Linked DNA regions of Homo sapiens: all the other regions are linked to region 3. A link is a loop called in an ENCODE intact Hi-C map of the cell type or tissue named here. Cell type or tissue: GM12878. All regions are shown on one strand. Each heading gives the region's core, and the rest is flanking DNA. Links, peaks and the distances in the headings are about the cores only.

Region 1 (7,576 bases), core at 1,776-6,775, 250 kb before region 3:
AGCAAGCCATGTAGGTCTCCGCCAAATTATCTTAATTGATTTCAGAGTAGTGTTATCTATTTTGAAGTTTTAATGTTTAAGCTAAAATAAGCTTCTGGGAGCATTTGCTGTTCCAGTCACAACATACAGCTGATATGATCATCTTTCTCAACTGACTCCCTTCATCATAAAGTCGCTAAATTCATTCATTACTTAGGCATAATTATTGCTTAACTCTTGAACAATTTGTACCCCTTGTACCTCAGCAAGTCTCTAGTGCTGACACTGACATTTTATAATCTTTCTAAATCATCACCTAACATCTTAACAGTGATGTAATAGCAATGTTAGCTTATTACAAACAATCCAAAAAATCTAAAACTCTTTATAGAGGACATTTGATAATGAATGCAGCAAGCTAGAAAAAAAGTTGGTGACTGCTCTCATGTCTAAAAAGTTAAAGGGCAAAAATTCTGCTGATAACCTTTTTTTCACCTCTGTGCTCATCTTATGAGCCTGGCAAATAAAGCTTACCATAAAATACTAGCAAGAGTTGAAAAAATTGTGTTAGAACCATAAAAATTCTGGCTTGGGGGACTTTTATCTTCTGATGTTCAACTAAACTATTCCCACAATAGATTCAAGGATACCTGAGAAGGGTTGGTATAATCATTACAGTAAGATATTGATGTTTTTTCTTTGGTTTGTGGTTAGAATTCTATCATAGACATAACAAACTTGCTTCAGTGAGCTCTCACTGCCATAGGTGAGATGAAAGATCTTGAGGTGTTTCTTTCATCCGTCAAGGCACCAAAAGAGAATATGTTGCCACCAAGAATCTGTAAACAATTTCCCAACTGGTGTGCATCAATTTTGACTAACATGTTCCTGCTGATTAGAAAAGCAGGTGTTTCTTTTTATGAGTGGAAATGGATTACGTTTTCCTAGTGTTTACATAGGACAACAAACAGGATCCAGGTAGCTCTTGCCCAAGAGAGGTTTTGGATGGTGCCTTCGGTTATGTGGCAAACACCTACTGTGAACAAGCTAAAACCTGGAAAGAATACAATAATGTTATCAACACAAACCTGGCTGCAGAAGGGACAAATCCACAACCAACTGATATGTTATTATTCATTAGTCTAATCAATTATGCAGACCTTATATAATATCTTCCTTTTTTGGCAAATGTAGCTACAGCTTTTGACTCAGTCAACAAAAACCATCTGGCATCAAACTACCACTAATACCAGCAGGTTTCCTTTGATTCTGGTACTATAGAAAGAAGAAAAGAAGGGAGTTTTGGTTCTTTGTCAGAGATGGTTTTCCACTATTAATTAATTTTAACCCTATAATCTTTATTATATAATCTTAATTAAATAAAAGATTATTTGGCCTAGAAATAAAGTGTTTTACTTTCTCCTTTAAACTTTACAAGTTTACTATCTAACCACAATTTAAAAATTAAAAAGAAAGAAACTTTAAATTCATCCGGTAAAAAAAAAAAAACTGAAATAATGACTTTTAGGGAAAAAAAAGATACAAATATGGTTAACATAGTTAGCTGATATAGAAGAACCCAGAATTTAACTTTCAGCATGGCTATTTTTAATGAATTAGTATGGAAATTTAATTCAATAGATATTTTTGAGTATCTACTCTATGCAAGCATTGTACTACTGCTGTAAAGTGAGTTAGAAGAGCATTTTATAGGACTCCCGTAAGTATCTCAAAATCAGCATATCCTTAGAGGGAGAATTAATATTTCCTTTAAACTTTCCTCCCCTCTGGTATTCCCTAATTTACTCTATCACACTACCATTTATAAACTAGAGCTATCTTCGACTTTTGCTTATCTTTCTCCAGCCCTTTCACGACCCTTAACCAGCCAGTTACCAAATCCTGTTTACAAGCTATATATTTTCCACGTCTTTCTCCTACACTACATTCCAACTGCCTTGACCTTGTTTATTCTTTTACTAAATCATTCAACATTTATTTTGTGGTCCAGTTCTTGAACTAAACAGTAGTAATATAAAAATAAATATGACGTACTCTATGCCCTCAGGACATTGCAATCAGGGTCAGTCCTAAAAACCCATATTATGAAACAATACCTTTGATAGCACATCAGATATATGAATAAGATATTGTGAAACACCAAGAAGAGGCACTCAATCTAAGGATTAAGTGTTTCTTCTTGAATTACCATCCAAGTTAATTGTTGAAGGATGAACAGGACTTAATCAAGGTAATAAGATAATGGTAGAAGGAAGGCCATTGCAATCCCATAGAATAATGTGAACCAAAGTAGCTCTGAAATACCTGATGTTCTCATAATCACAGGCAATCCTGTATATAGTAGAACATAAATCACAAAAGAATATTTGAAAAAAGTAGGTGAGGGCAAGATCATGGTAAGAACTGGATGATCCTGTAGGTGATGGAGACCCACTGAAAGGTTTTCAGGAGAGGAGTGAGATGGTCATGGTTTTGTTTCAAACAGTTAAGACTAATAACAGTGAGCAAGGAAGATTTGAAGAAGAACAAGTTAGAGAAGTTAGGAGATTTTTTTTTTCTAGAAGTCAGGTGAGAGATTGTAAAGTTCCACCCAAACCAGGACAGAGAGTATAAAAGAGAAGTGTAAGTATAAGAGAGAAGTGGACAAAAGCAAGCCTGGTTTTAAAAAATGATATCTATAGATCTTATTTGTGGCATGCAGGAGTGGGAAGAATCAAAGATGACTCCTAACTTGAGTGATGGATTAGGGAGAGAAACTGGCAATTGAGACAAAGAATGACTGAAAAGTCACCTTATTAGGAAAAGATGATGAGTTCAATTTTGAACATGTTGTATTTGAGTTGCCTGTAGGACATCCAGGTGGAGATCTCCAATGGGCAGTTGGATATACAAATATGACACTGGAGGGACTGGTAGGGATGAGAGATGGCACAGGGAGTCATCAGAAAATAGGTTGTAGTTGAAACCATGAAAATAGATCATCCACAGAGCCCAGACTCATTGACATCCTGCGTGAACTGCAGAGTTTTGGTAGAGGTGCAAGTGTATTCTGTGTGGCAGAGAAGATGGCAGGTGGTGACGGCTGCATTGCCTACACGTCATCGACAACCCACCTCTTCTTTCCCATCTTAATCCACTGTGCGATCTCTCAAGGGCTGTAGGCACTTAGCCCTGAATCCTCCTCTGAGACGGCTTTGCCTCCTGCTGTTCCCCCTGAGCGAATTAAATAAGTCTTTGCCCTGTGCCCACTGTATGTGTGAGGTCATGCAGGTTACGTTTTTAACTTCCAAAAAGAAAAGAAAATACGTCATCCAGAGAAAGTGAGTAGAGTGGCTGAGAAAGAAACTCCTGGAAACACCAATATTTAAGCAAAGTCTGGAGAAATAGGAGCATTTGAACTTAGAGCATAAACTAATAGCGGGAAAACTCAAGTAGAAGGTGAAGCCATGGAAAGCCACAGAGTAACCATTTGTGAAAAGGAGAGATGGAGACAGGGTCAGTGTTGTCAAATGTAATAGATAGATCTATTAAGGTGAGGATTCCAAAATAATGTTTTTGGCATGAAGCAGGGGAGTCCTTTCTGATCATCTTAAGAGTGGTTTTGGTAAAATGTCGGGGCAAGAATTAGACTAGAATAGTTGAAGAGGTATAGGAAGTGAGAAAGGGGGCTCATAATAGCTTTCAACAAATAAAAATAAGAAAAGGGTAAAAATATTGGATTTAAAGGAGGAAAGACTTTGGCATGTTTTTAAACAGAGAGGAAATAATCAATACCAAGAGACAGAATAAAAATACAGGACAAAGAAGGACAGTTGGAGAAAGGCCCCTGAGGAGCAGGTTGAGGATTCAGGTAAATAGTGTGTGGGGTGGCAAATGAACAAGGTGGGGAGGAGGGTCTCTCCTTCTCTATCATTTCTTTGCCCTCAGCTATTGCAATATTTTTATCTCAGAGCCTCCAGTGTCAACTACTTGAATCCGTACTTCTTACCCCCCACCAGGAGAATGTTCCTATACTTCACATTCGGTGTTGTCATTTAAAAATCTTTCAATGACCCTGTGCTGAAGATGAGTCACAGATTCCTACACTCCTTTTTTAGAAATGTAGTTTCAAACAGTTCTTTCTGTGTAAAATGATTAGTGCTCATTCAATCATCTGTAAGTGAATTCTATCCTCTGCTACTAGCTGATTAGATTAGAGATCAGTGCCCAGTGAGAATAAATTCACTGGTCATGAGGGAGCCCAGCCTTTTCTGAGATGACTTGATACAAAATCCTGTTTCAAAGGGAGTACCCTATATTGAATGGTTGTAACACCAATTAAATCAAGGTCTCTCTCTTAAGAAGGATAATTAAATGGAGGGTCAACAAACAGTGAAAGTAACTTATGTTGAACTACTATTATGACTCCATAAGGCAGCTATACTACCCAGCCTTTTCAATACTGAAACCTAGAATGTCAGTGTGACTAAAAAAGAGATGCTGACTCATAAACTCCTTCATGTTCTTTGCAATAAACCCCCATGTCAGGGAGTTTATTACTAGCCTTTAAGAACCAAGCTAAGCCAGAGTTTGAACTATTTTGATTACCATTTCCTACATTAAGGTTTAATGTTCTAATTTGGTGAAAACAGGTTTTGTTTTTTGAGAAATACTGAATACACCTCCACCTTATGGGTTCTCAGATAATAATATTAGTATATTAAATAATCCCAAAAGTTCTTACACTAAAGAAGCTGGTTAGCTTAGTGTGACCCAGTTTTTCCCCAGCATTTTTGACCACAGAATGACTTTTCCTTATTTTTTTTATCACAACTATTAACACCCCACTAAACACACTTTGAGAAAATTGGCATAAGGATAAGGTCTAAAAAATCATGCATGAAGTACAGACTAAATGAGGCAGATTGACCACAAGCATTTATCTTCCCTTCCACTTGAAACCCCAAGAAAAATACTTTAAAGACATAAAGCTACTCACTCACTCCCCACCCCCCGCCACAAAGAAAAAACAGAATAACTCATAACAGACAAGAAATCTGAATTCATTTGAATTCATTCTATGAAGTTTGACTTAGCAGGCAAAATAAGGTACAACTGAAAGTGCCGAGAGAAGAGAAATACTAGCTGTGAGTGAGGCATACTTGCTGTTCAGATCCTATGCTGAAAAAGATAAGGCTGAGACACAGGTCAGAAAACAATTGGCTAGAAGTCTATGTGCAAAATTGGTAGACCCCTGAGTTCCTTACCCCAGCCCATACAGTTGGGAATCTATATCATCACATACAATATCTTTTAAAATGGAACTGCAGAAAGTCTGGACTCAGAAACACAAGTATAGTAAAGAATAAATTAATCTAGAGGCTGAAAACAGAAAGATGAAGGTAAAGTTGGCGTGTGAAGGGAGGAGCCCTGAACTTTTCCCTAGACCTCCTAGCATTCCACAGTCAGGCAGAGGGTCCCTCAGACAGGAGGCTGGAGAGCTCTTCTGACATGAAACTGAATGACCCACCGGAAGATCTTCTTTGAAAAGGCCAGAGTGGTGCTGAGCAAATTAATACAGTGAAGTCATCAGTTGGAAATGTTAGTCCCCACACAAATTGTGTAACATTTAGTGCCTTAATCTTAAATAAAATATTTAAGTTCAAGAGCGTTAGATAGAAACAAATACCTGTGTGTTAACGTCCAATAGATTCCAAGACCCAAGATGCACATCTAAATAGAGCAAAAGAGGAATTAGCTTATGCTAAGACTAGTACAGGTCATTCCAATAGTGTAAAAACTCAGCAACATAGATATTCAGCCACTTGGGAAATTGAGTTTAAGACAGGGGAATTTAGTGTCTGGGGAACTGCATGAGACTGTAAGATAGAACCAACAGTTTAATATTAAACTGGTAAACTTCTGGTCTGGAGCTCCTTACAATCAGTCTCCGCACCTCAGAGCAGAATTTGTTCCCAGAGCCAACGCTCAGCGTTGTCCAAGGGCAGGAGTTACAAAGCCTCAGCTGTCAGAGTAAGAAGGGCTGGGGATTAGAGGAAGGGTGGGGGACAGACAATATGCTGACTGCAAATCTGGAAACACCAAAACAAAACAAAACTCATTCCTAAAGAAAGTTTTAGTCTTGCCCCCTAATCCCCAGCATCTTTGACAGATTCAGAAGTTGGATTCCCTTCAATCAAAACACAGTTTATTTCATGTGGCCATAATTAAATATTTGGGGGCAAAGGGATGAAATGAAAGAATTCCCTATTATCTGTCAAAATTGCATGATGTCCTGAAGTGAAATTATGAGTTATAAGGACTAACTTCTAGCTATTGTTTGTCACGTTATTTTTATTCCACTTTTGTGAATTCTTAGGCTACTTTTTCAGCTGGTCATAATTTGGTGACTGGATCTTGGATTGAATGCCATCTGCAGAATGACTACATCCAACAAAAAGTACTTCAACAGTATACATTTGTCTTAAGACTAACACATTTGCCTGGCCAATCTCATGTTTTCCAGCCTCAGAAAGCCATTACCCTGTCTCCTCTTCAGACCCCATCCATGATGAAACATATTTGTAATCAGAGCATCCTCTAATCCAGTATAGGACAATTTTGGAACACTTGCACCATAAAAATTGTTTTCTATTTTATTCTGTGGATCTGGAACCACATCAGAAGTTCTTTGTGGGTTATTCAGGTCAAGATCAATCTTAAGAAAGGTATTTGTTTGTAATCTGCCTGACACCTTTCCAGTTCACCAAGACTTCCCTTTTGTACTGGCTTTTTGGAAATTCAAAGTTATTTTTAGAATCAGCAGTTAATTGATATGGCAATACACACGTTCTGATGATGGTTTATGTGAAATCAATTTTGAGTGTTGAAATTACCTACATTTAATAGTGAAAGTTGCAATGTTAAGTTTGGTTTCATAATTCAAACAATTTTTTGTTCGTTTGGGAAGTCTTATAATTCCCATAGGCCAAATCCAGTCAAGTTGAATTGTGACCATTTGTATGCCTTCTAAAATGTCTCTGTACCCACGTTTTTAATGGTGTAGAGATGTGGAAAGATCTATAATTATAAACTGGCAGATCCCTTACCATATAAGGAAACTATAAAAAAGTAAATGTTATGTCTACAACCCAAAGCACAGAATTTCAATTCTTGCTACACTGAGTCACAGAAAAGTGTGATCATTTAATAGCCTATAAGATCTTATACTTATAAAACTCCATTTAGCTCCAAAATTGTTTTCCTAAATTTCTATAGTCAGTATATTTAAAATATTTGTCTTTGAAACACTGTAATTTTTACTTGAAAGTCTTGAAAGTCTTACATGTAACTTAATCAAATGTGAACATTGCTGTGAGAAAAACCATTTTTCTTATAAGACTTATGGAACAATGCTGATCAAACAGATTGTCATGCAGCATGGAGATAAATTGTCCTTCACTATCTCTTCCTACTTTAAAACGTACTTCAATGTAGCAAATTCACAAAAAGAAAATAAACACAAAAGTAAAGAGGAGTTACTTCAAAGTGGCAAAATAAAAATTGTCCTTTAACACTCATATTTAACATATTACAA
Region 2 (7,576 bases), core at 1,776-6,775, 350 kb before region 3:
ACCCACTGTAAGAAAGAGCGATAGAGGAAGACTGATGCCAGCACCAGAGTGAGCCAGTGAAGGACAAGAGAAGCTCCGCAGCAGTTTTCTATAACAAATAGATTTGTCAGGCAAGGCAGCTGGACCAAGGGATATGGTTCATCTTTTTTTCAGAGAAACAGTGGCAGCAGGGGTCCAAGAAGCAGCAAATTAACTTGAGGTGAGTGCCCTCCTATAACGGACAGTCTAGAATGTATACCGCTTGGTGATTTAGTATGACAAGTAGGTGTAAATTACTTGAGGAATTAGTCTAATACTAGCAGGACTCTGGCCATAGGGATAGGGTTAAATAAATAACTCGAGAGTTTTATGTGCTAAAAACAATAGACAAACAATATCCCTCCATCCTCCCCGCTGGAAAAAAAAAAAAAAAAAAAAAAACACCTCTGGAAATAACTTGAATTGCATAGTTAGTTAAATAACTAATAGTAATAAGCCTCCTATAATTGAAATCAGGGAATATCCATAAATAAATCACAAAGTTGCAACATTAATAGGATCCCTTACTATTTCTTTCTCACTATTTCCTTTCATTTTCTCTGATTTCTTTTTTTTTTAAACATGTTTTACAGGGAATCAATAGCTTTTAAAATATCACCTTTGTAATACTGAAAAAAAACACAGTTGGAATATTACATTTAGTTTTGGTTTGCACATTACTAAATACATATAAGCCAACTGGATGGAGTTCAGAGAATAACAAGAAAAATTAAGAGGATGAAAGGATTGATTTATTAGCCATGATTAAAGGAGTCAAATATGTCCACAGGGAAAGGTGAACGTCATGACAATAGCTCAAAAATATCTGAAAGGTGTAAACTCCCCTGAAGAGGACCATTTTTAAATTTTTATAACAGCAATTATATCTTGCCAAACAGATTTGGTTTAGAAAGAAAATTGCTACTTTATGCATTTATAGAGGCAGTGGAAAGAGCTGCGCTAATATAACTTGTTGTATGCCTTCTCCTATTTTGAAAAGGACCAAGGCAATCTGAAGTAAAATACAGGTTATTTATATTCTTTCTATCACAGAGATTTCTGCCATCCTTGGAAAGGAAGCATCTGTGATAATAGTGACTAGAAGTACTCCAAAGTATAGAATTGTTGATAGCTTTAAAGTAAATCTGTCATGTTCTGACTTGTAGCTACTTAATTTGACTGCCTAGGAAGTAAGAGAACTCTGGCAAAAAGAGACTTGCTTCAAAGCAGCAAAGAATGGCAGTAGCGTAGATTTTGGTATTTTGTTTGGTCTGTTGGTTTCTATGCATTCTCATTCCCAGAAGGTACCACTGAGATTTAGATGCATTGAGACTACATTCTTTTCTCGCCATTTCTTGTCTAGTAGTGTGCTTTCCTTGTGAGAGAGATGCAGGTTCCTTTCCTGTCTCTGTCACTTGCTAGCTTTTTGACATGAGAATAATAACATCTTACCTCCCTAACTTCAAGGATTCAATGATATGTGTGTGTGTTCGTGTGTGCAGTTGTCGAGCTCATAGAAAGTGCTTAGTTGATATTAGTTCTGTCTCCTTGCCTACTCACCATGTTTCTCTATCCGACTTTACAAGCTGTATTTAAGTCAATTTTGTACAAGTTCCTGATGTTGCCAATTTTTTATATTTTTCTAAAAAAGCAGAAAATGTGGATTTTATGTGAAAATTCTCAATTAAAAAACACTTTTTAAAAAGGTTTAAGCCAAGCCAAAGAAATGCATATATTGTGTACAAGCCAAACAAAATGCATATATTGCCCATATATTTACCTAAAATAATTCTTTCCATAAAGAGTTACACACATATAACAGTGCAACGGCTAGTTCCTTCCAAAGAGCAGTGAGGAGAAAGTGCTGTACTGCAGCTTGGCAATAATCCTTTCTGAAGTGGTCTTTAAGTTCTGCTACTATAATGTCATGACATGACATTTTGTAATAAGCTATGCTTCTTTCCCCCTTTTTCCTTCTGCCCCTACCTTCCTTCCATGCAGGAAGCATCTGCTGTGTTCTATTCTTATGACCAGGGGGTAAAGTTGTTATAGCATGAATGCAAGTAAGAAAATAAAGTCCATTAGATAATCTGGATTCTTCCCTACAGGAAAGGATTCTAGGATTTAATCCCTTATTGTCATCCCCAAGATATTACAGTTCTCTGAATTGGAGAACAGAAAGAAAAAGCAATGGGGAAGTAAAGGAGGTAGGTGCTAGGAAGTATTCACGAGGAGGGGCTCTTGAATCCAGATCTTTTTGTCAGAAGAACCACAAAGAGATTGAGGACCTAGTAGCAGAGAGGACCTCACCCTCACTTTTTGGCATGCAGCCTCTGAGGAGGGGGCAATGAACCACCAACTGGTGAAAAGAGGAGAAATGACAGTAAGGAATATTGGGAAAACAGCATCAGAGACAACACCACTGAATGAAAAAGCATCTAAAAGTTGCCCATCCTGACTTCCTTGAGGAATGGGTATTTAACTAGAAATTAAATTTCTTTTCAGAGAAAGAAAGTTACATTTTACACACCAAGTTTGTGGTCTTTGAAACTTGCACCTATTATACACATGCGTATTTTTGTTGTTGTTCTTGTTGTTGTTATGGTGAAGGGCATTAACTCTGTGCTGTAATGTAGAGGTAAACAGGGAATGGGGGACAGCTTGATGAGAAAGATCCACTTCAAGTACAATTGACGATGAATCATATGAATCTTAAACGTGGACAAAAAAGTTGTGCAGACAGGTGGTAAGGACTGTGCAAGATGTGACAGCCTACACTACAATGGCAAAGTACATGTGTCCCAAATTAAAATTGGAGGAATGGAATGCCAGGAGTGACAGAACCAAAGCAGTCAATCATGATGGAAGCATTTGAACTTAGATGACTGAGGGTGAATGGTGCCTCCAAAAATACACAGGGAAAGCAAGAAGAGCTGACCTTGTAGAGAATATGCTAATGTTCGCAGGACAAGTTGAATTTTTAAGGTACAGGTAGGTCATGTAGCAGGGTTGTCAGGCAACTAAATTGAAACCTGAAGGGGAATGTTGAGACCGGGATTGGAGATGCAGGTGTCAATGGTATAAATGTGATAACTTTGTGAAGCCAGGTGAGACTACCTAAAGAACAGGATGCAGCAAAGAGGTCCAAGGAGACAATCTATATTTAGAAGGTAGGAGAAAGTTTGGAGCCAGCACATACAGCAGAAAAACAAGGTCAGAGATATGGGAGGAGAACAAAGCTGTACCGTGTTTTGGAAACCAAAAGTGAAAGATGTTTCAAAATGGAGTGATCAGTGAAGTCAGGCCCTGAAGGAAAATGATGGGGTATGGGTGTTAGGACTATGAGCCAACCTGTTGGCCTAGTCATTTAGAAGGTTAGAGACCTTAAGATGAACTGTTCCCCTAGAATGGTGAGGGCAGACGCTAGGCTGCAAGCCTAAGAAATTAATAGCTGTGGAATTAGTAGCTGTGGATATAGATATACTCTGTAAGAAGTTTGGCACTGAATGAAATACAGAGTGATGGTTGGAGTAAGTCAAGCAAAGCATGTCAGGAAGTATCCAACTTAACATAGACCTTTATATCCTAGTGTATACATGTAATAAATTTAAAGGGTAGGGAGGATTATTCTGAAGATAAATTTATTCCCCAGACCTTGCTGAAGTACTATCACAATAGTGTGCAGAATGGAACGTTTCTGGCATATTCTTCTAAGCAGAAACAGAAGTTTTTTTCATGTGTCTATACCTTTAAGCCTTTAATTATGAAAATCACTTTATTTTGTTCATATTCTCATTTGATTTTCTATTGTTTACATGAATTGAAATGTGTTCAAATGTTTAAGATTTAGGATGAATAACAGCTCAATGGTAATGACTTATAAACCCAACATAACAGTTTATAGTTAGCTTCTTAGTCAACATGTATTAAAGGTCATTGTTCCTTAGCCTTGCCCCAAAGTAGTAAGGGAAGTAGTACATTTTAATTAGTATAAGACAAAGACAAATAAATTATATTGCTTTGATAGTCTGAAGTTTTGTTAGTAACCATTTAATGTTTTAAATTATTCACAATTTATAATACCTTGCAGTTTTTTAAGGGAAAAAAATGAAACTAACAATGATTGCACTGTGTTCTGTGATACACACTGGGATCTAAAATTTCACATTTAAAGTATAAAACTGATTTACTGTTATGTTTTTCTTTTTATTGTATGACTTTCACAAAGTACACATCATTTGACTATTCTCTCAGTGAATGAGATTGCTTGGATTTTCAGAATCTTGGAATAGTATCACATGGTGGTCCCAAAGACCAGATGATAGGTAGCTTTCTTCCTGACAAATTCCCAACACTTGGGCAAACTGCAAGAGATGTGTGTGATGATTCTTAAAGTGACTCATTATATTTTCATGTGAGTAGATTATCGCACTGCAGGAGAGACAAGTGTTTTCAGCTGATGGCCTATTTTACCTTTTTCCTATGTTTTAAAAGGTAACACACAAATGGATTCCGAAGATTTTAGAAATATATTTTTTCTTGGAAAATATCAACAATGAAATAAAAATAGACTTTTAATGTGGTAGCTAATTTGATTTTCTTTAAAAAAATTCTGAGGCTCTTAGTTTTTCTGCATTATCCTTTGAAGCCAATGGGACAATAATATCCTGAAATAATTATTTTAATACATCATGGAATTCATGACAAAATCTAGAATTACGTGATACATTATCTGTACACTCTTGTCTCCAGGGTTCTCTCAGTGGGTCACACCTTGGCACACACTTTCTGTTCTTCTTTCATATACTATTATTAGCCCGAGATTTTCATGCTCCATCAATTTTTCTTTGCTACACAATGGAGAAGAGAAGAGAGAACAGGAAGAGACTTAAATGCACCCTTTATGACAGGAACAGAACATGATTTTTAGATGATCTACCTATAGGCTTTAAAATTAATACCTCACCTCCAATACTTCCAGCGTAGCCTGAGACATGGAAGGTGGTTACTTTTAAAACTAAAAGTAATGTTCTTAGTTACTTTTAGGACTAATGTGATGATTAGCTGGGACATGTCTTAGCATTCTCTGACAGGATCGGATCAGGGTGGTCAGCCAGGGTTGAAACTGTGACTGTATGACATTTGATTTGGGCTTCATTTCATCTCTAAATGGACTTGAGGCTTTTTCACAAAATAATATTTTAAACTATAATTTTTCCATCATGTTCAAGAAATAGTCAACAGTAAGGGTTCTACTGTACTCAAGGAAACTGTATGAGATGAAGTGTGATGATTCTTAAATGGATTTATTGTGTTTTTGTGTGAGAGATGATCATACTGCAGGAGAAACAATGGTGTTCAGCTGAGCTTGTTTTATATATTTGTAAAAGGTGAATGGTTTCCCCAGTTTGCTTGACATGCAAGTATATTCTTCAGACAGTCTGTAAGGTTTACAAGCATTTCACTCACCATCTAAGAATAAAGAATATTCCACGCAGAGGGAACAATACAAAAAATACCCTGTAACTTGAAGTTTCCAGTAGCTAAAATTTTGAAATATTTACTTATCAGTTGGTAAAGAATGACTGTCCCCAGGAAAATTAAATCATATTAGAATCTCAATTGTTTTTTGGATGGAATTAAAGATATTTGTTTGAAATACATTTCTCAAAAAATATTGCTGTGATCTGTACATAAATACGTTATTGATTTTTAAAGATGTTTAAAAAATTTATATGTCAGCAAGATACCATAAAAATTCCTCTTTAATTTTCTAAGAGATGGTCATCATTTCTTAACCAAAATATCACCTTGACTAATATTAAAAGTTTGCAAATATTGTTGTTTGCATGAATAGATTTCTAACATTTTAGTCAACCTTTAGTAAAATTGTTAAAACCTATATCATCCATAAGTATGAGAAAGGTTCAATTATTAAGTTCCTTTTACAAATAAGAAAAATAAAACAACACAGAGTGGTTGAGTGACTTTCCACAGGTCACACACCTAGTTCCTGGCAAGGCTGGCATATTATTGTCAGATAACTCTAAATCAAGGAATATTAGATGCATATTAATTGGGCATATTGTAGTCTTACAACTTTTAATATGGTTCTGAGTTAGATATTCTTAGAGGAAACTAGTACCTGGAAATTTAAAAGTCACGTTTATTCCAAAATGAACCTGGGAAACTAGGGGGACATTTGTGTCTATATCAGCTGTCACACAAGCTTACTTCCCTCATAAAACTTTTTGTGCCCCAAACCCTTCTAACATGTTGCATATTTCTGTTATTTTAGACAATAAGAATCAATAAAAACCACTATAAAAGCTATGGTAACATTAGAATATGTCAGCCCGTGCTAAATACTTCAATTCGATGAGAGCTTTTTTTTTTTTTTTTAGTTTTAATGATGTTACATTTCCAGAAAAAAATACATATAAAATTCATAGAAATTGTGCCAGAAGAGTTAGTAGACCATGTTAAGGTATTTTTTACTGCATTAAAAACAGACTAGCTCTTAGCAAAATTAAAGAAGTTCACTTAATAGAGACAGTAACTGGTAATAGTAGGAGTGATGTGGCATTTCAGCAACCTGCCTGCCTGCCTTCCTTCCTTTCATTCCTTCCCTTCCTTCCTTCTTTTCTTCCCTTTCTTTCTTTATTTCTTCCTTTCTTTCCTCCTTCTTTGCCTCCCTCTCTTCCTCCCTCCCTTTTTCTCTCCCTCCTATCCCCTTTTCATTTCTCCTTGTTATTATTTGTTCTGTAGTTATTGAATGTCATTATGTTTCTAAGGCTGAGACTTCTATTTTAACTGATGTTCAGTGTAGCTTGAAATGACATGCCACAGAGGAATAATGCTGGTCAGATTGTAAGTTCTATAGTCAGCTACCCAGTCTGGGTTTAGATTCTAGTCCTCCGCTTGCTATTGGGATTACTTTGGGCAAGTTGCTTACCTTGTCTCTGTGATGGAGATCATACTGCCTACTTCACTGTGTCATTGCGAACATTAATTAGATAAGACAAGCTTCTATGTAGCTTGAGGACCACTGTGCCTGGTACATGGAAGGTGTCTGAAATATTAGTTTCCTCCTTTTTTTCCTCACTCCCCTTTATGCTAGCATTTTTTTCTTCAAAAACTTATTCCTATTTATTATCCTGAGTTCCTATCTTTGTCTTTTCAAAGAAAAAAAAAACTCAGTTTTGTTTACAAAGCCTTGCAAAAATGTATGAATCATCCAAGAAACTGCAGTTATTAATAGTTAGATAATTCATAGTAATTATGTGCTGTAGAACCTACAAGCTTTCCCCAAGTGCTGAGTGCTTATCTAAACTCTTTGAGCCTAGAAATCATTGGGCTTATGACAACCCAATGGGCTTTATCCCTGAAGATGTAAAGCTTCCACTCAGTTTAGAAATCCTTTTTCACAACTGTCACCAGGAAATAAAATGACATATGGCAATAAAAATTCAAATTTTAAGTAATATTTGCTTCAAAGTTTTCAAAACATTTGAAATCTAGAGTTGGTGACAGTTGTCAGCCAAGAGATATTTGTTTA
Region 3 (7,576 bases), core at 974-5,973:
AAAAATTGAAAGTAATATATTTATTAATTTTTAGAGCAAAGATTTTCATTCAAGGATGTTGGTTATCATGTCTATGCACAATTCACTGGACTGTGTTGCCTTTAATTTAACAAAAGGGCAAATGAGCCATGAGACCCTGTGAGCTAAGAATGAGCACCACATTTTTCTTATCTTATTTTATATGATTATATCATTGAACTTGATGTTCTTATATATGTATTTAATATATATCACAATCAATCCAAATACATCCTGTAGGAATATATCATAAGCAAAATCACTGACAAACATTTGAGATGGAGAAATATAAATACCTCTCAAAATGTCACCAGTTAGACAAAGTATAAAATAATAAAACACATGTGTATTTATATTTTCATATAAAATATAGATGTTACTGATTAAAACATATTTATTGACCCTTTTCTCAGCTGCTGCTAAGGTTCTTGATCCTTACAGAGAACTTGGCATTGTGTAGAGGAGGGGATCTCACTTCATGCCTGATGGCCACAGGCTCCTCATTCACCTGCAATAAGACCAACTCCAATCTCACTCCTGGGCTCATTCTTTCTGATTATGAGGTGATCGTCACAGAAAATAAAATGGACACCCTCAATAAACAACTGGTATAGGCATTGGAACTTTCTGGCGAGACTTGTTTGCAAGCCTTCCCAATTCCTACTTTCTACCTCTGCATGGCTGAGGTAATAATTAGTTTTATTTAATTGTTTTTTGCACTTATTGTTCCCCTTTACTCCAACTTTCTCAGTTTTTGTTTTATCCTTTAGTGTTTGCATGTATGTCATATAAAGCATCTCAAATTATTTGAAGAATACAGCAGAAAGTGAAGGATGTAAGAAAGAGAGGAGGAGGATGGAGCAATTGAAAGAGGACAAAAGGAGGAATGTGTGGGGAGAAGAGAAGAAAGGAGGAAGAATAGCAATTGTCTGTACTAGAGATTTATTTTGTGCCATTTTTTGTTCTATGAACTTCCACTTACTTGTCACTAATTTTCCTCCTCTAGATGTGTAAATCTTATGTCAACCATTTAAACACACCCAGAAATATACTGATTTCCTTTCTTGAGAGATATTTCTTTCAGAGGCTTTTTAATAGCAGACGTCCTGGGAATTCTCTTTATCTCTTGGAAGGGATCAGCCATTTTCTGTGTCCTATGTCTTCCTCTTTCTTGGCGTACTCCCTCAATTTGGTAGAAAACATCCTCCAAAATATCTCTGAGAAAGGGCCAATGGGTAGAAAAAGTTTTGAAACTGCATATGTGGAAATGTCTTTATTCTATTCTCATGTGTAATTGGTAATTTGGCAGAGTACTAAATTGTAGGGTAGAAATACATTCCAGGTGAAAATGTGAAGATAATTCTCCACTCTTGTCACAGGACAGAAGCACTACTCCAGATATTGCTGTAGAGTGTGGTTTGTTTGATAGAAAAAGATGCAAAGATGGTAACCAGAATCTCATGTGTCTCAGGATCCCCATGAGAGTCTCCTTTCCAGCTGAAGCTTCCTTAAGCATTTTCCAAGAAAGGGAGTATTGCCAACATATCCCTAAAGAGACCCACCAAATTTATATCACCCAGCAGGTGCCAGTATAATAATACACATGAAGCCATATTTCCTAATTAGTCATATCAAAATGATTCAGTTCCAAGCAAGCATCGCAAACTTTTACTATTTGATGCTCTTTTTATTGCACAGTTGCACACCTGCACAGAAGCATCATTTTATTTTCTTAGATCCTAAAGGAAACCAGCCCTCTTTACTGCTAGTGAACTCACTGGGCCTTCTTACTCCCTCTACACTGCTGGCTAGTCACTAAAAATCCTGTCCCTCTTATTCCATGTTGCACAACAATGCTGCATTTTTTCAGCCTTGCTTATAGTTATGATTGCTCTGGTATTAATGCAGTTTTAGTAAAAGTGACGTGTTTTCTTCTTGATCAAAGGCTTTAAGAAAATAATACGTTTCCTACATACTTCCCCCCACCATTTTTCCAGCTGAATGTGGTGATAATGACATTCTAGAGAACAGAAACCCCCAATATAAGAAAGTTCCTTAGTCCCTGATGTACTAAATAAAAACTGCCCATTAACTAGAAACTTTGGATTTTTACCTGAACAAGAAATAAACTAATATGTTTGAGCTATTTTATAGTTTGATTCTATTTTACACAACACCTAATGCCATCCTAATACAGAATGCATTATGATTATTGATGCTTTGTCAGAAATCTTCCTTCCTTCCTTCCTTCCTTTCTTTTTTCCTTCCATCCTTCCTCCCTCCCTCTCTTCTTCTCCCTTTCTCTCTTCTCCTTCCTTCATTCCTTTCTTTCTTTTTCCTCTCTCTCAGTTTCTTTCTTCCTACCCCTGTTTCTCCTAGACTTTTTAGAATCCTCTCGTGGTCACCAGTATTCTGATATTTCAGCATGGTGTATCTTGTTAGGTTTCAATCTTTATGCAGAGAATTCAGTGGATTTTTTTCAATCTGAAATTTTAAAAACTTCATTTCTAGAAAACTATATTTAATTCCTAATTTATCTCCTTCATTTTTCTTTCTTGTAGAAATCCCAGTCAACTTCCTGAACTGGTTCTCTAATTTTCTTACGTGTTTTTCTTTTAATGTTTTTTTCCTCCACCTCCTAAGATTTTCTTCACTTATGAGATCCTAATGATCCCATAATCCTTTTTACTCAAATTCGTTCCAGTGGCTTCTATGTTTTGGCAATCACGAGAGCATAATTAAGAGAGTCATTCTTAAAGGACAGCTGTAGCATTGCAGATATATGCCTGGGAATACTTGTTTTTTGTTTTGTTGTTTGTTTGCTTTTTTGTCCTGTTTCACGTGGAAAAAGCAATGCTCTCTCTGGGAATAGACCTTCCTTTTCTCTGCCTTTCCATTGGCAAGTCATTGGCTGTTGCTTTATTGCCAGTGACTTCAGCATGATCTGTATCAGTCAGGGTAAGCTAGATTACACTACAGTAATAAACAAACTAAAAACTTTCAGGGCTTAAAACAATACAGCTTTATTTCTCACTCCTGATGCATGTCCACGACAGTTCGGTAATGAAACTTTGCTTCTTGTGGTCAGTCAAGGAACTCAGCTGCAAGAGTGGCCACTATCTTACTTGTTTCTGGTTAATGTGACAAAGGAACAAAAAATTTTTTGCGGTCTGGCATTGGTACTTAAGTGCACAGGCCCAGGGGAGCCACACCACACACTGTTCACAACTCTCTGGCTCAAATGAATCACACAGCCCCATTCAAACACAAGGGAGCAAAGACGTGTCAATCTACTCAGCACCCAGGAGGGCAAAACAGGAAACAGTAAACAGTCTAATGACTACAATGACTCATGCAAGAAAAAAGTTAAGTCAAAGTAAGAGTTCATATAATGTATATGTATGTCAATAACCCAAAGTACAGCTGTTTATTCAATAAAAAAACTAGACTAGTTATGAACATCTCCCAGTTGTCTTTGATTTTGTGTATTTATTTGCTTGTATCCAGAAGGCCATTGGTGGTTTTAGATTTTTTTTTATTTGTAGAAGAAGGAAACATTGACTATAATCATCAGCTGCCTTTCTAACACCTTCTAAGAAAAACCTTGGGGTATGTTTCAGCTAAGAGGTGGTAAGATTTCTTAATCATGATCCAAACTGTTTTTAACAAGTTTCAACAAAAACTATATATAGCCAAGAACCACCATCTGTTTCACATATTTTTGTGTCAGTGATAGATGAGGGAAAAAAGCTACTTGAAGTCACTGTCTTGAAGGTCTTTAGAATTGTCCCTTGAAGCCTGTGCTAACATTTTTTTTTTTTTTTTTGCTTTTCCACAATCTCCACAAACTGGCCAGCATTAACTATACGTAAATGGAATTCAATATAATATTTATTTTCAAGAAAAAGAAGGCCTCCTTGCTAAATGGGTCTAAGTATCAATCTTGAGGAGTTTTTTTTTTTTTTTTGCCGTTGTGACTCAGTCTTCATGCCTCCATGTGGAAGTATAAGCATAGAAGTTCCTCAATTTACAAACAGGTTACCTTTCAAAGTGTTTTATTGATGTTCTGGTTGTGTAGAAAACAAAAATGAATTTTCCCATATAAATTACGTTACAATTTGGTGGTTAGATTTCCAGATTTTTATCACAGGAAAGCTTTTCTTCCTTTCCCTTCTATTATCCATCTTCTTCTAAATCCTGCTTTATCTTCTTTGCTAGCTTTGACTGCGTGAAATGGGATTTTAAAGCATCAGATAAAATAAGGTCAAGTGGGGGACAAGTGAGAGGCAGCTGTTTTTACATGGCAGCAGGATTAAGCAGGAAGACAGGCATGTAGCGGCAAGGGAAGAAAGGTGGGGTTGTAGAACTGTCCCTACGACATGTCTTTTCAGCACAGCTTTGCACATAAGAGACTTCAAGTCTGACTCATATAAATTAAAGATTTTTTTTACTGTGTCGTGGAACTTGGCACATAACATTCATTGTCATCATCTGTGTCTGCACTATCCTATCCCCTTGTCTAGATTCTAATCCCATTATCACATTTCAACCTATCTTATGCATAACAGCAGGAGATATCCCATGTGCTAGGTATAGAACTACATGGACAGAACTAAATGTTACTGTGATTCACAGCAACGAGATTTTTTTAAATTTAAACTGGATTTCATTTTGGGTTAGTTAATACGTTAAGATGGTTCAACATTCGAAAGGAAGAAAAGGTATAACAAAAATCTCCCTTCCATATTGTTACTCTGGCAACAAATTCCCTGCTCTAGAATTAACTAATACTGAACTCCTTTTGTTTATCCTTACAGAGATATGTTATGCATATACAAATAAATACATATCTATCTGCCTATCTCTATCCCTTATTTTTCAATTATATAGTTTTCTTTGCATTGTTCTTTCACTTACGATTGTATCTTGGAGATCATTACATGTTACACAATGAATTTCTTGATTTTTTATGACTAACACTCTATTTGTTGGATATACCTACTTTATTTAACCAGCACTCTATTACTGAGCAGTTATTTATTTTTGATATTTTGTTATTACTAAAAATAATACATGTAATAAATTTTCATAAACATCATTTAGAATATGTTTGTTTAAAATATGTATGAATAAATTCCAGGATATATTCAGTATCCACGCAAACGTATCACAAACAAAATACAGATATAATATAGGTTTTATTGGGGATAACCTAAAAACAGAGAAGTAGTGCATTATATGGAGTCCCCTGAAGTCTCATTATTCCACATTAGGGGGTAGGTATAGATGTTCTGAATGCACATTGGCTAAAGTTTCAGCAGACAAAGGCCTACCTGGGTCAGCAGGCTAGATGCATTACAGAAGTACTCCAAGCAGAGAGAGAGCCCCGCGCTATACCATAGTGAGTCTCTAAAGTCTAACACTCAATATAAGTGGTTGGAGTGGCCATCCTTTCCTTGTATCCAATACTGAAAGGGAAGTATCCTTTCACAGTTAGGTATAAATGTTTTCTATGCTTTTAGGGGTTTTGTTTATTTGCAAATGCCTTTGAACAGATTGGAAACTCTCTCTATTTAGAGTTAGCTGGGAGTTTTAAAACAATTTTTAATTGATATTGAATTTTGTCAAACACATTTTTGGCATCTATCGAAATGCTCACATGATTTTTCTTTAACTTGTTAATGTGTTACATTTTTAAACTATCACATCAATCTTGTATTACTGAATTAAACCATAATTAGATACATTGTATTATTCTTTTTATAAATTAATGAATTTGGTTTGGAAATATATTTTTATGCTTATGTTTATGAGTGCTATTGGTTTCTAATTTCCTTTTTCGTAATGTCCATATATAGTTTTAGTATCAAGGTTACTCTTTCCCCATAATATGAATTGGAAAGTGACTTTTCCTCCTCTATTTGTCTACAAGTCTGTGTAAACTTGATATTTCTTCCTAAAGGTTTTATTTCTTTTAATTTTTTAATTGAGACAGAGTCTCGCTCTCTTGCCCAGTCTGGAGTGCAGTGGCACGATCTTGGTTCACCACAATCTCCGCCTCCTAGGTTCAAGTGATCCTCTTGCCTCAGCCTCCTGAGTAAGAGGGACTACAGGCACTCACTACCACGCCTGGCTATTTTTTGTATTTTTAGTGGAGATGGGGTTTCACCATGTTGGCCAGGCTGGTCTCAAACGCCTGACCTCAAGAGATCCACCCACCTTGGCCTCCCAAAGTGCTGGGATTACAGGTGTGAGCCACTGTGCCAGGCCTCCTCCTTTCTTTCCTGAAAATGTGAATTTGTGTGCTGACTTTCTTTCTTTCTTCCTCCCTGTCTCTCTTTGTTCAGTTTGATTAGAGGTTTATCAATGATACTGGTATTTTCAAAGAACCAGCTTTCAGCTTCATTGGCTTTCTTTATTGTTCTTCTGTTTCCTACTTCACTGATTCCTACCCCTATCTTTATTATTCATTACTTCTGCTTACTTTGGGTTTAATTTGTTCTTCTTTTTTAAATTTTCTTTAGGTAGAAGTTTACATAACTGATTGTGACCTTTCTTCTTTACTAATACAAGAATTTAATGTATACTTTTACCTGTGAGAACTTGAAAAATATATATATTCTTCTAATTTTGGGGATAGCATTCAATAAATATCAACTAGGATAAGGTGATTGATAGTGCTGTTCAAATTGTCTATATATAAATTGATTTGGTTGTCCCTAACTATATTGATTACTGAGAGAGGTATGTTAAAGTATCCAACTGTAATAATACATTTTTATATTTTTTCATATCTAAAGTTTATCTTCCACAAACAGTACATCATTTGGCCTTGCTTTTTCATTCAATCTGACAATCTTGACAATAAAATCTTTATTTATATTTAATACAATTATTAATATATTTGGCCACAAGTCCACCATTTGGTGTTTGTTCTCTATTTGTCTCATTTCTTATTCATTCCTTTTTCTCCCTTCCTTTTCTTGACTTGAATTACTGAGTATATTTAGTAGTATCTTCTCTATTGGCATTTTAGCTAAAACTATTTTTTAAAAAACTTTGTTTTACTGAGGATTAAAATAAACACTTTTAACTTATTACAATCCACATTGAATTAACATTGCACACTTCATATGTAAGATATTTCAACAGTACACTTTCATATACTCCCTCCTTCTTATTTTTTTCATGTACTTTATTTCTAAATATGCTATGGCCACCAAAATACAATCATTATTTTTTTGCTTTGAACAATCAATTGTGTTTTAAAAATTAAGAAGCAAGGAAAAGGTCTGTTACAGTTGCCTGTATTCGAACCATTTGGTGTGTTCTTCATTCCTTCCTTTAGACACGTTTCCTTAGATACATGTTTCTTTAGCTACATGTTTTAGATACATATGTTTTTTCAGCCTAAAGGATTTCATTCAACTTATCTTGTAATGTTGGTCTGTTAGTGGTGAATTCTCTCAGCTTTTATCTGCACATATTTTCATTTTGTCTTCATTTTTGAATTATATTTTCTTTGACTATACATCCTGTTTTCTCTTTCAACACTTTA

The links. Hi-C counts contacts between places; a loop is a spot of excess contacts. Peaks named below come from ENCODE experiments on the same cell type or tissue, not always from the same donor. Only the 100,000 strongest peaks of a DNase experiment are listed, where the experiment ranks them.
Region 1: a loop joins it to region 3, with 7 times the contacts of the local background. A loop is called at or near these places in 1 of 110 quality-filtered maps.
Region 2: a loop joins it to region 3, with 3 times the contacts of the local background. A loop is called at or near these places in 1 of 110 quality-filtered maps.

Annotation. Positions count from the first base shown.
Region 1 is chr7:121,274,462-121,282,037 of GRCh38, forward strand. All of the region lies in intron 22 of CPED1 (cadherin like and PC-esterase domain containing 1), which reads left to right. Among named protein-coding and RNA genes, the nearest start is that of WNT16, 51 kb to the right of the region's middle. In GM12878, for the core only: no CTCF peak of the experiment used is centred there; a DNase peak (open chromatin) is centred at 4,460; H3K27ac peaks cover 1,593 bases.
Region 2 is chr7:121,175,797-121,183,372 of GRCh38, forward strand. All of the region lies in intron 16 of CPED1 (cadherin like and PC-esterase domain containing 1), which reads left to right. It overlaps LOC124901735 (a long non-coding RNA gene), which reads right to left. Exons shown (of 3, transcript XR_007060494.1): 3 at 1-4,868. Among named protein-coding and RNA genes, the nearest start is that of WNT16, 150 kb to the right of the region's middle. RefSeq lists enhancers at 3,195-3,354, 4,724-4,953. In GM12878, for the core only: no CTCF peak of the experiment used is centred there; a DNase peak (open chromatin) is centred at 4,855; H3K27ac peaks cover 1,019 bases.
Region 3 is chr7:121,527,334-121,534,909 of GRCh38, forward strand. No RefSeq gene overlaps it. Among named protein-coding and RNA genes, the nearest start is that of FAM3C, 130 kb to the left of the region's middle. In GM12878, for the core only: no CTCF peak of the experiment used is centred there; DNase peaks (open chromatin) are centred at 3,148 and 3,698; H3K27ac peaks cover 1,583 bases.